Regions from separate parts of the Homo sapiens genome. Here region 2 is linked to region 1. A link is an interaction called in ENCODE POLR2A ChIA-PET data of the cell type or tissue named here. Cell type or tissue: HepG2. All regions are shown on one strand. Each heading gives the region's core, and the rest is flanking DNA. Links, peaks and the distances in the headings are about the cores only.

Region 1 (5,386 bases), core at 183-5,182:
TGGTTTCTAAGTGTAGCCCATTGGCCACAGTGACCAAACAGAAAATATTGCAGGGCTCTCACTTTTTACCAGGCTCTCTGCTTCGTGTTAAGGGAAGACAGCATCAATTAAATAAGGTATTTACAGGGCACATATATCACTGGTTATGAGATTAGATTGTACTTAAAGACCACCCACCCCAGAAGCTCTGTGCATTGGGTTTCAGCTCATAAGTAGGGTGGTTGGGTAATGGGGGAGACTTGGAATTAGGAGGTCAGAGGGAGTAGACATCAATATTAACTAGAGTGGCTATGAAAGGCTTTGCACCCAGAATAAGTAAGGGAAGAATTGGTGATAAGAATATGCTTGGCTTACAGCAAGAAAAAAACAAAACAAAACAAAACAAAAACCTGTCTTGCTACATGATGACTTTTGGTGAAAAACAAAACAAAACAAACAAAACTGTGAGATACCATTGAGGCACAAACCGAGAACTGAGGCTGAATTGTGAAAAGTGATTTCGGTTTTGTTTTCTTATGCCAGGCTAGAGTTCTGACCTTTGGAGCTCAAACTTAATTATTCTTTCCCCTAAGGAGAGGTCCTCATTGGCTTATTGTAGTGGGAGCAAAATTGATCTAACCATACATAACTTTTCCTGTGTTTAAAAGGCCTTTATGTTTCTTTCAACTCCTTAAATTTTCAAAGGGAGGGGAAAAAGCATGTTTAGTTGCTTAATATTTCTGTATATCTTAAAGGACCCTTCATATTTATCATCAGAGACACACCAAAGCACATTACAAGTAATGCAAGCCATCTGGTGCTTTGCAGGCCAAAATCAGTTGATGGTTTAAGAGTAAAAACCATCCTTTTGTTAACATTTTTCTGGAGCACATCACCAAAGAATGCATAGCCTCTCTCTGCATTTTTCAGAAAAGAACTGTCATCTTAGCTCCTTTCTTCGGGTTTCTAAGTACTTCTAGGATAGGCAGGATTGATCTGATTTCTTTTGATAACTCTTTCAAACCTGTCTAAATCACCTTCTGAATATCAGTGAAATGGTTTAAAATGTGTACTGTGGATCTCCAGGTCTACCCACTTAAATCGTATCTAATAAACTTGCGTAAGGTTAGCAAAACCTCCTTATCTGGGACATAGGCTAACCTGTGTCCTTTGGTCTAAGTCAAGCACTGGTGATTGGTAAAGTAACTCAGAATGACTACTAGAGATTTGGCATTTTCACTGATTCCTTCTATTTCAAAATTCTGATTGAGTCTCAATTCATGGATCTCATTCATTGAGAATGCTCACTAAAATTCAATAGAGACCTAAAGAATAAATGCCCTGTGTATCCAGCCACTTACCTACTCCCCAAAATCTCCATGCTCCTTCCTATATCTACATATTTACATGTATTGCCCCCAAGTAATTCAAGGCCCATCCAAAAGACTAGCTCCTTCAAAAACTCTATTTGATCCTACTTCACCACTCCCCTCCACCCTACTCTGGCTAGTTTATTTTGAATTACACATAGTTTTATTAAATTATATTATCAGACTGTGAGCTGTTTAAAAGGCCAGAACTATGCCTGATTAAATGCTACATCATCCAGCCTTGTTGCCATCATGGTAACGAGCATAATTCTGAAATGTCATTATGCCTATGCCTATGCCTAGTAAATCATAGGAAGAAAGTACATGCTTGCATAAAGAAAGATGGGTAACGAAATATATCTGAGTTGAATTTTTGTTATATACTTAGTTGTATCTTTGAAGAAAGGTATTATACAAAAGAAAAAATATTACTATCATGAATACAGCAGTTGAGTTTGGTGCATGTAAAATTTTCCCAGCAAAATACTTCTGGAGGTAAATCTTAGGTTGAAAATCTTGGATCTAAAAAGGCTTACCTCCAGCAGAACTTTGCTGGGAACATTTTACATGCACTAAACTCAATTATCTAATTTCATCTTCTCAACAATTCTGAGGAAGTGGTTACTATTCACGTATTACAGATGTGTAAACTGAAACGCAAAGTAGTTAAAATGCTGACTTGGAACTATATCAGTACTCATAAATTTAAATGCTTTGCTTTTCTCTCTGGTACAAGGAGTTAGCTGGAGAGGAAAAGGGCAAATAATATGACACAAGGTGCCAGAAAAGAACCCCTATACCATTATCTGTGCCCCTATCCTGCCCCTGATACGAGAAAACTATCAACTTTATGGAGGGAAGTAGTATGATTCTGTCTTAACCTCTAGCTTTTTCTTTGAGTTTGGGCCCTTCCTTTAAGGAGAGGGCCATGAACTCCCAGAGGTCCAAGAATTCCTCCTGCTCCTGGTCACTAGGCATGTCTTGGAGTAGGGATGATGGTGTATAAAACCCTACTGGCAAAGGAAAAAATATGACTCACGGTAACATGTTGATTTCCATTGGAGCAGCTGGAGAGAAACATGGTTTCTGCCAACATCCACTGACGTCTCTTTGTGCCAACCTCCCAAAATAGAAATCCCTGAGAGAAAACAGGAGCATCCCTCAGAAACACAAGAAGTCTGTCTGGGGTTTAGTTACATATAAAGATTATACACTGAGCATCTAGGCTTCTGCAGGCCCCGCCCTGTGCTGAATTCTCACCAGGACTCCCTTCTTCTGCCCTCAGTCATTCAGCAGCCAACAATGCTCTTGGTGATGGGTTTCTCTTAGAAATGCTTCCCATTCTAGAGAAATAAAGTACCACAAGCATGAAATTGACATTTTGGCAAGTAGTGCCATTTGCCACCTTTCATCTTCCCGCAGGTTTCATTTTATTTAAATTAAGTCTTTCTGGTGAACTGGGGCTATTAACCCACCAAAGTAAATAAGAACTACACACACCAAAGGTAAAACCTTAGGCAGAGACAATGGCATTGCTAGCTTATTTGCTATTCCAAGTGACATTTCCTCAGATGTTTGCCGCCCTGCTGTGCAAACATAGCTACACATGAAATAAAGTAAAAAGAAAAAAAAATTAAACAGCAGTTAGTGGTTGGATGTTATTTCCAGTTTGGAACCACTGACAGGCTAGCTATAGAAAACTCTTCCCTCTGTTATTACAAATAACAGTTTGTGGATGGTGAAAAGAAAACAGAACTGAATTTTCTTTTAACTTCAAGTACAGAAGCTAGTGTGCCTATCATTACCACCACATTACAATACATTATGGGAGAAGGTCATAGTAACTTTAGAGGGGTTATTTCCATCCATGTCTCTCATCCTCTCAAAATTGTTATACTGGGACCAGGCTGATGCCAAATGCAATGCTAAAGAAAACACACCAAGTTGAAGTGAGCTAATTAGAGAGAATAAGACAGAACCAAAAGGTCAATGCATAGGCCCCAATACTGAAACAGGTTTTTTGTTTTGTTTTGTTTTGATTTTTTTTGCCACAATGCACCCTGACAAAGCAGCGCAATAAACATCCCTGCTTCTCCACTTTCAGTTCTCCCTGTGTGCCCACTAATGATTTTCCTTTCTCCAAGGACCTATCCTTTATCTATCCTTTATCCAAGGACCATATTTGCGGTCATTGTCAATATCCATGGAATCAATCTAGCAGCAAATCAAATTCTTCCACCTCTGTCAATTCATAGAATTATGTTACTACCTCCTTGCACTGATGATGATGGTGATGATGATAGAAAATAATATCAATAAAACAGCTAATATTAGCAGTTTTCTACCTACCAGGGAATTTTCTTATTTAAACCACATAACTCTACAAGTTAGTGATTAGGTACTTTCTTTGTATTTTAGTTATGTGTCTAATTGCTGTCTTCAGATGGAATATACATGATGAAGGATCTGAGTTTACATAACCACAACCTTCAACCCTGTCCCTAGGTAGTCCCTAGTCAATGCAATGAAATAGAACAAATGTCCATGGGAGAGACTCACGTGTTTCAGAATACTTGGGGTATGGTGATCATATCTGCTCTAAATAACCAACAAAGATTACATCAAAACAATAAATATGCATAAAGAAACAAACAAAAAAGGCCAGACTATTAGAGTGTTGCTCGTTTACCTTGCGACTTGGCTGATCATCTTCAAGGGACATACAAGTAGACTAACATTTTCAAATGACTATAGCCTGATAATTTGTACTCAACTTATACACGTGGTTCCTGAATAAAGGATAATGGATAAGAATTGCCTTGAGTGAGAGACACAGTTCGAAGAGCTCATCACTATAATGTTTATCTCCATCTAATATTTTTTAGGAGTTGGAGGACATGACCTTGAGTCAAGGCCCTGAAGTTGGTATCACTCTTAGTAAATGGGCCACCACACATGATGGTACTCAGCTCCTCGTGGCCACAGCATCATTACTTAGGAGGCTTCTTCCAGTTTTTATTATTTTTTATTTTATCTATTTTGTTACTTTTTTTTAGATCATGCTCTCTCACCCAGGCTGGAGTGTAGTAGCGTGATCATGGCTTACTACAGCCTCAACCTTCCGGGCTCAAACAATCCTCCCACCTCAGCCTCCCAAGTAGCTGGGACGACAGGCACATGCCACCATGCCTAGCTAATTTTTGTATTATTATTATTATTATTATTATTTTGTAGAGATAGGGTTTCACCATGTTGTCCAGGCTGGTCCTGAACTCCTGGGCTCAAGAGCATCTTCCTCAGCCTCCCAAAGTCCTAGGATTACAGGCATAAGCCACTTGCTCTTCCAGTTTTTAGACGAAAAAGTTAACATAACTCTTTTTCTTTTTCCTCTATAAAATGGACTGAAGCAAACGAGGAGAACATAAAACAGAAACAGGTATGCTATTTTGATGAGTCTATGGAACACCTATAACTCCAAACCACAATGTATAAATAAGGGCCGCTAGGAGAAATAAAATGGTAATGACAGTAAGAGAGGATGCCAAAAAAGGCACCTAGCTTCAAAGACCTTGGGCCAGAGCCAGATGTGCATAATGATTATTTCTTTGAAAAGATACAAGAAGTATGCATAAACTCATTGTACAAGCCTCTTGGAATCCAGTTAGACTCTATGGCATACTAAGCAAACTATGGTTGGATAGCAAAGGAGCACTATCTTTGAAGAAGGAGAGGCCCATTGTGGGCAAGGTGCTAAAGAAAGAATGGCAATCGGCCAGGCGCGGTGGCTCACGCCTGTAGTCCCAGCTACTCGGGAGGCTGAGGCAGGAGAATGGCGTGAACCCGGGAGGCGGAGCTTGCAGTGAGCCGAGATCCCGCCACTGCACTCCAGCCTGGGCGACAGAGCGAGACTCCGTCTCAAAAAAAAAAAAGAAAGAATGGCAATCAAACAGCCCTGAAACTTAAAATTACCTCTGCGTGTGTGTGTGTGTGTGTGTGTGTGTGTGTGTGTGTGTGTCTCTGTCTCAGTCTCTCTCTCT
Region 2 (5,386 bases), core at 152-5,151, 58 kb after region 1:
GGGACATACAGATCCTTCCCTGTAGATCTCACCCTGTGGGTGAGAAAAAAGACTTGCCTCAGGCTGGGAAGCATTGCCCACTGCTCAAGAAGCTGTCCGAGGCCTCTTGCCCAAAAGCTATGGCCCTGCCAGTGCCATTTTAGGTTGCTCCAGGCAATATGGCCATATGTTTCTTGACCTCACTCAGACCTTCAGTTCTTAACTCTCTCAGCAGTGTTAGCTCTTATCTAAAAGAACCCTCTTTAGCCATTCCCAGCATTTTGATTCTCTGAAGTAGAATTTAATTCAGTTCCATAAGTGCTTGCAACAGGGACTCCGTGCTGTGGGCTCCAGGAAGCACAAGGGGCCTGTCTCTGGGCATCATAGGAGCACACTCTGAAGGTCAGACTCTCCTCAGAATTAAATTACTATGGACCAGAAATAGGAAAGGGACATAATTCCAACACTGCCTTGAAAGTCAGAAGGCCTGAATTCTAATTCTAGCTCAAGTCAACTGTCCCACTCTGGGCAAGTCTTTTTTTTTTTTTTTTTAATTCTCTGGATCTCATTTTCTACCTTTTAAAAATGAGGTGATACTTTAGCTTTTACTCTAAATCCATATAATTCTAAGTCTTTGCACTTTGTGTTCAGACAGCATTCTGAAAGAGGCTGATTCACAATAGGCACTGAAAGGACAACTACAAAGAGGCATTCTACAAAACACCTGACTGCTCCCCTTTAAACAGGCCAAGGTCACGGATGACAAGAAGGGAGCAAGAAACAGTTACAGATTGGAGGGGATGAAGGAGATATGATGCCTTAATGCAATGTGGGATCCTGATTGGGTCCTGGAACAGAAAATGGATATTTGCGGAAAAACTTGGTGTCTTAGTCCGTTTGGGCTGCTATAGCAAGACGCCATAGACTGGGTGATTTATAAATAGCATAAATTGATCACTTACAGTTCTGAAGGCTGGGAAGTTCAAGATCAAGGTGCCAGCAGATTTGGTGTCTTGTGAGGGCTGTACCCCATAGATGGCACCTTCTATGTGTCCTCACATGGCAAAAGAACATCAGGGGTTGGCAGCTCCCTCAGGCTTCTTTCAGAATGACACTAATCCCATCTGTGAGGGAAGAGCCATCCTGACCTAGTCACCTCCAAAGCCCCCACCTCTTAATACTGTCACCTTAGGGGTTGGGTTTCAAAACATGAATTTTGAAGGGACATGAACATTCAGACCATAGCACTGGTTAAAGTCTGTAAGCTTATAGTTTAGTTAGTTGTACTGTGTTGATACTAATTTATTTGTATTGATATCATGGTTGTATAACTATATTATATGTTAATATCAGAGGAAGCCAGGAGAAGTGTATATGGGAGCATTGTGTAGTATCTTTGCACTCTTCTTTAAATAAAAAATATTTTCAAACAAATTTAAAATAATAAAAATGTGGTTATATATTTTCTCAGAAAGTAGGAGCGTACATTTCTCAAGACCAGGGACCTTCTTTTCTCTTTCTGTATGTTCCTTAGTACTGCACATAGAGGTATCTTGCAGTAAGTTCTCAAAGAAATCTATATTAGAATTAAGTAGACCAAAAATGATTCACAACCAAATTTTAACCTGGGAAAAAGCAATGTGAAAGCTTGTGTCTGTTATAAGCAGTTAATATTGCAATTTTGGTATTTTTACAACTAAAACACAAAACAGTCCAGAAAAATACCATCATTTCCTGGCACCAAGGAAAAGAAATCTCTCCATGTTCAAGTCAGATAGCCAGACTGATTTAGGAAAACAAAAAGAAAAGAAAAAAAAATAACAAAAGATCAGATGGCTTTAAAAAAAAGAAATCATTGTTGCTATTTGGACTGAGCCAGAAGCTCCAGATAACAGTAACCACTAAAGCGGGGAGGGTGGGGGGGGAGGAAGAACAAAAAGCCTTGGAGCTCTCAATTTGTTTTTCATAAAAAATGAATTGCCCCCACCAAAATGTGCCTTGAAGAGTTAATTAAACAGCTGCCCTCATGGCTGATTCTGAGATGTTAGGAGCCCCCTGACAGGCTGCTGAACAAATGGGGCAATAAAGGTGTGGGTTGTTTGGCTTGATTGAAGAGTTTGAGTTTTTCACCCCTTAGTCTCCAAACCATCTGGAAGTGAGTCTGTGGAATGTGGGATGGCAGCCTCTCTGCCCTTATCTGCTGATAAGATTCTCAGCCTCAAACACGTGTACTAGAAAGGCAGGGAGCAAATATTTTAGACCTTAAACAACTTGCAAATCCTCCCTGTAAAGTGCATGCTGTGCTATAGCACAGAAGGAAGAAAAACCATCTTGCATTTTCCCCCTCTGTAGCCAGGGCTTTTGACATCAAAATGAGCAAACACTAAAGTTTCCCTAAAGGAAAACTGTTTTGGTCTTGACCGTTGAGTGTTACTGACCTTCTCTGAGTCTCCAAAACCCATAGGCTTTAAAGACAAAGCTCCTGAGAGTTGCCCAAGAATGAAACTGCCATAGAAAGAAGGTGTAATTCAGTGAAGAATTTGAGACTAAGGAACAATGTTTATGTTCTCAAGCTGAATCTTAAAAAACAAAAGTCTAAAGATGGCCTGCAGGTTACAACTTCACTGACAGAGAGTTCAGGTGTCTGATACCAGAAAGGTTTGACTGCTGATAAGGAAGAGTCTGGAAATTGTGAGTTTTGCTTTTAAAGCCTAAAAATCAGGCAGTATATATGCTGTGCGTACCTGCTGTGGTATGTGTATATGTGGTACAAGTTTGTGTGTGTGCATGTGTGTGTCAATGTCAAATTAAATTTAAACCAGACATAATAAAGAAAAAACACAATTAGATGAGGTAACATCTTGGGTGAGATACACACCACACACACAAGGACCGAAGGGACGCCATAGTTCAAAAGCACTTCGAGAATTCTGTTATTTAATCTTTCATACAGTCTTCTATTTTTGAGCTCCTAGTATGTTCCAGGCACTAAGTGGACTCTGGGAATACAGAGCCAGGTGATACAGTTAAGCCTTGCTCTCAAGGCATGCACAATCTAGAAGTACAGCCAAAGTAACCCAATGATTACAGGGCAGAGTGATAAGGGCCATGATAAGAGGAAGCTCAGATTGCCCTGTGAGGCCAGATGTGGGGTGGCAGTGAACAGGGAAAATAGCTAATGCATTGTTTGTTTTTCAAAACAGAAGATGTTTCTTCCCCTCTGGGCTCATCCCACCTCAGACTGATCTTTAAACTCAAATAAATAGGAAAGCTTTAATATTTGTGGAGTCACAAAAATACAATGACAAACTTGATCAAAATGTTCCTTCTCTCTAGTCTCAAAAATCTCAAGTTTACGCTGTTTGAATGACTAACAAAATTACTTTTTAACACAACAGAAAATCACCATTTAATTTCATTTACTCACTCGAATATTTTTTAAAGTATATACAGTTGGCCCTCTGTATCAGTGAGTTCCACATCATAGATTCAACTGACCTCAAGTCAAAAATATTTGAAAAAAATGAAAGGATGCAAGCATCTTTACTGAAGAGGTACAGATTTTTTTCTTATCATTATTCCCTAAATGCAGTATAACAACTATACTATTTACATAGTATGTCATTGTATTTAGGTATTATAAGTAACTTAGAGATGACTGAAAGAATATAGGAGGATGTGCATAGGTTATAGCAAATATGATGCCATTTCATGTCAGGGACTTGAGCATCCACAGATTTTGGTATCCACAAGAATCCTGGAACTAAATCCCCATGGATACCAAGGGATGACTTTATTCTGTGCAAAGTGTCAGTGCCCATGGTGTTAAAGAACACTGTCCCTTTGATCCTAACTCTTGAAAAAGGGCCCACTCTGGCCTTCTACATTTTATAAAACTTAATTGGTTTCATAAAAGAAAAGTTATCCTATTCCCACTTGTTGACAAAAACCAAAGTCATCATTTTTATCTACATCATCCTGCTAGAGGCAGAAGGGTTGTCTAAAGGCCTTATAACTAATTGCAAAGTAACACAATGATAATGATAGTCTCTTGGGCAAATTAATCTCACAAATATTTTGGCTCTGGCCAAACCAAACCAATGGAATTTCTTTATACATAGCTGTGATATTAACATAATGCCTTACTTGGCAAATAAACATTCAAACACAGCAGCCATGAAAGATCGACTTTAATAAGCTTATGTTGAAATAAATGATTCCTAGAAAATATGACAGTTCTTTAAGGACTTTGTGTCAGTACTCACACACAACAGCCCAACTTTCTCCTCCAAGTTTATAACTTTTTATATTATACTCTCAAAATACCCTCAAATGCCCAAAATAGATATTCTAAATTCCCTCTCTAGTTCTTCAAATATGAACTCTGCTGATTTTGCCAATTGTACTCCTAGATTTAGTTTCTCCGGTTAAGTGAGGAAGAGGCTTCTGCTTCCAGAGGTCAAACATTATCTTGATTTAGCAGGTTGGGCCCCTGAATCACTCCTATGCTCAGTAGCAAAGAATGCAGGCTGGGAAGGATTAATTACCAAAGCCAGTAATCCTGACTCCAACCTCCAAAAATATGAGGAAGTCCAAAAAAAATCTTGAAAGTGATTTGCAACATTCTGTTCAAATCAGTCTCATGAGTAATGTCACTTTGACACCTCTTACCCATGTAAACATAATTATCGCAGACATATCAGCTATTCTTTCTGAACCTTCTCCTTTTCACCCTGAGGCTCAATTTTCCCTCCTCTGAAAGAAGATCAACATAGTTCTACTAATAGCTTCTTCTTCAGTCTTCCTAGTGAAACAAGTACCCTGAAAGTGTAAGAATGCCAGTAGCTTGTTTTATGACAAGTCGTGTGTACTCCCACAGGCCTAGGAAAAGAATTAATTATGTATTTTGGTCTCGAGCCCAGGGGACATAGACAATCTTGGCAAGATCTCCTAAGTGGGATAAAACCCTGAAATTCCTGTCACTTCACATAAGTGAAATCTCAGTTTGTTAGGTGGTAACAGAGTGGAAATTCCTAGCTGACCATTAAAACTCCTAAATAGGTAGCAGTTTCTTTAATTTACTTTGATCTGGACTCAGTTGGCTAAAAGTTTGCTACAAGACCACATGTCTTCTGTATCACATGAGTAATCTTATGAATGAAATATTTATAGCTGAAGTTATTCACCCATTGAAAAGCCATTAGTGACTTTTATAAAGAGACACACACACACACACACACTTACATACACACACATATGTAAACATACAATATCAAACTCTAGCAGGTGACATGGTTTTGTATGTGTTAGAGATTGGCCTTGCCTAAGCAAGAATCCAAGGTTCACAATGCTAAAGGCATCTTAATATATCCCTCCAGTAATAAAAGTTCCATAAAATTATTGGAAA

The links. Peaks named below come from ENCODE experiments on the same cell type or tissue, not always from the same donor. Only the 100,000 strongest peaks of a DNase experiment are listed, where the experiment ranks them.
Region 2: POLR2A ChIA-PET joins it to region 1 with 6 read pairs; 2 of 35 experiments call an interaction of 5 or more read pairs at or near these places.

What each region holds. Positions count from the first base shown.
Region 1 is chr2:18,887,241-18,892,626 of GRCh38, reverse strand. The region is part of intron 4 of LOC105373456 (a long non-coding RNA gene); the gene reads right to left. Among named protein-coding and RNA genes, the nearest start is that of LINC01376, 140 kb to the left of the region's middle. In HepG2, for the core only: no CTCF peak of the experiment used is centred there; a DNase peak (open chromatin) is centred at 2,866.
Region 2 is chr2:18,828,869-18,834,254 of GRCh38, reverse strand. The region is part of intron 4 of LOC105373456 (a long non-coding RNA gene); the gene reads right to left. Among named protein-coding and RNA genes, the nearest start is that of LINC01376, 200 kb to the left of the region's middle. In HepG2, for the core only: no CTCF peak of the experiment used is centred there; a DNase peak (open chromatin) is centred at 3,104.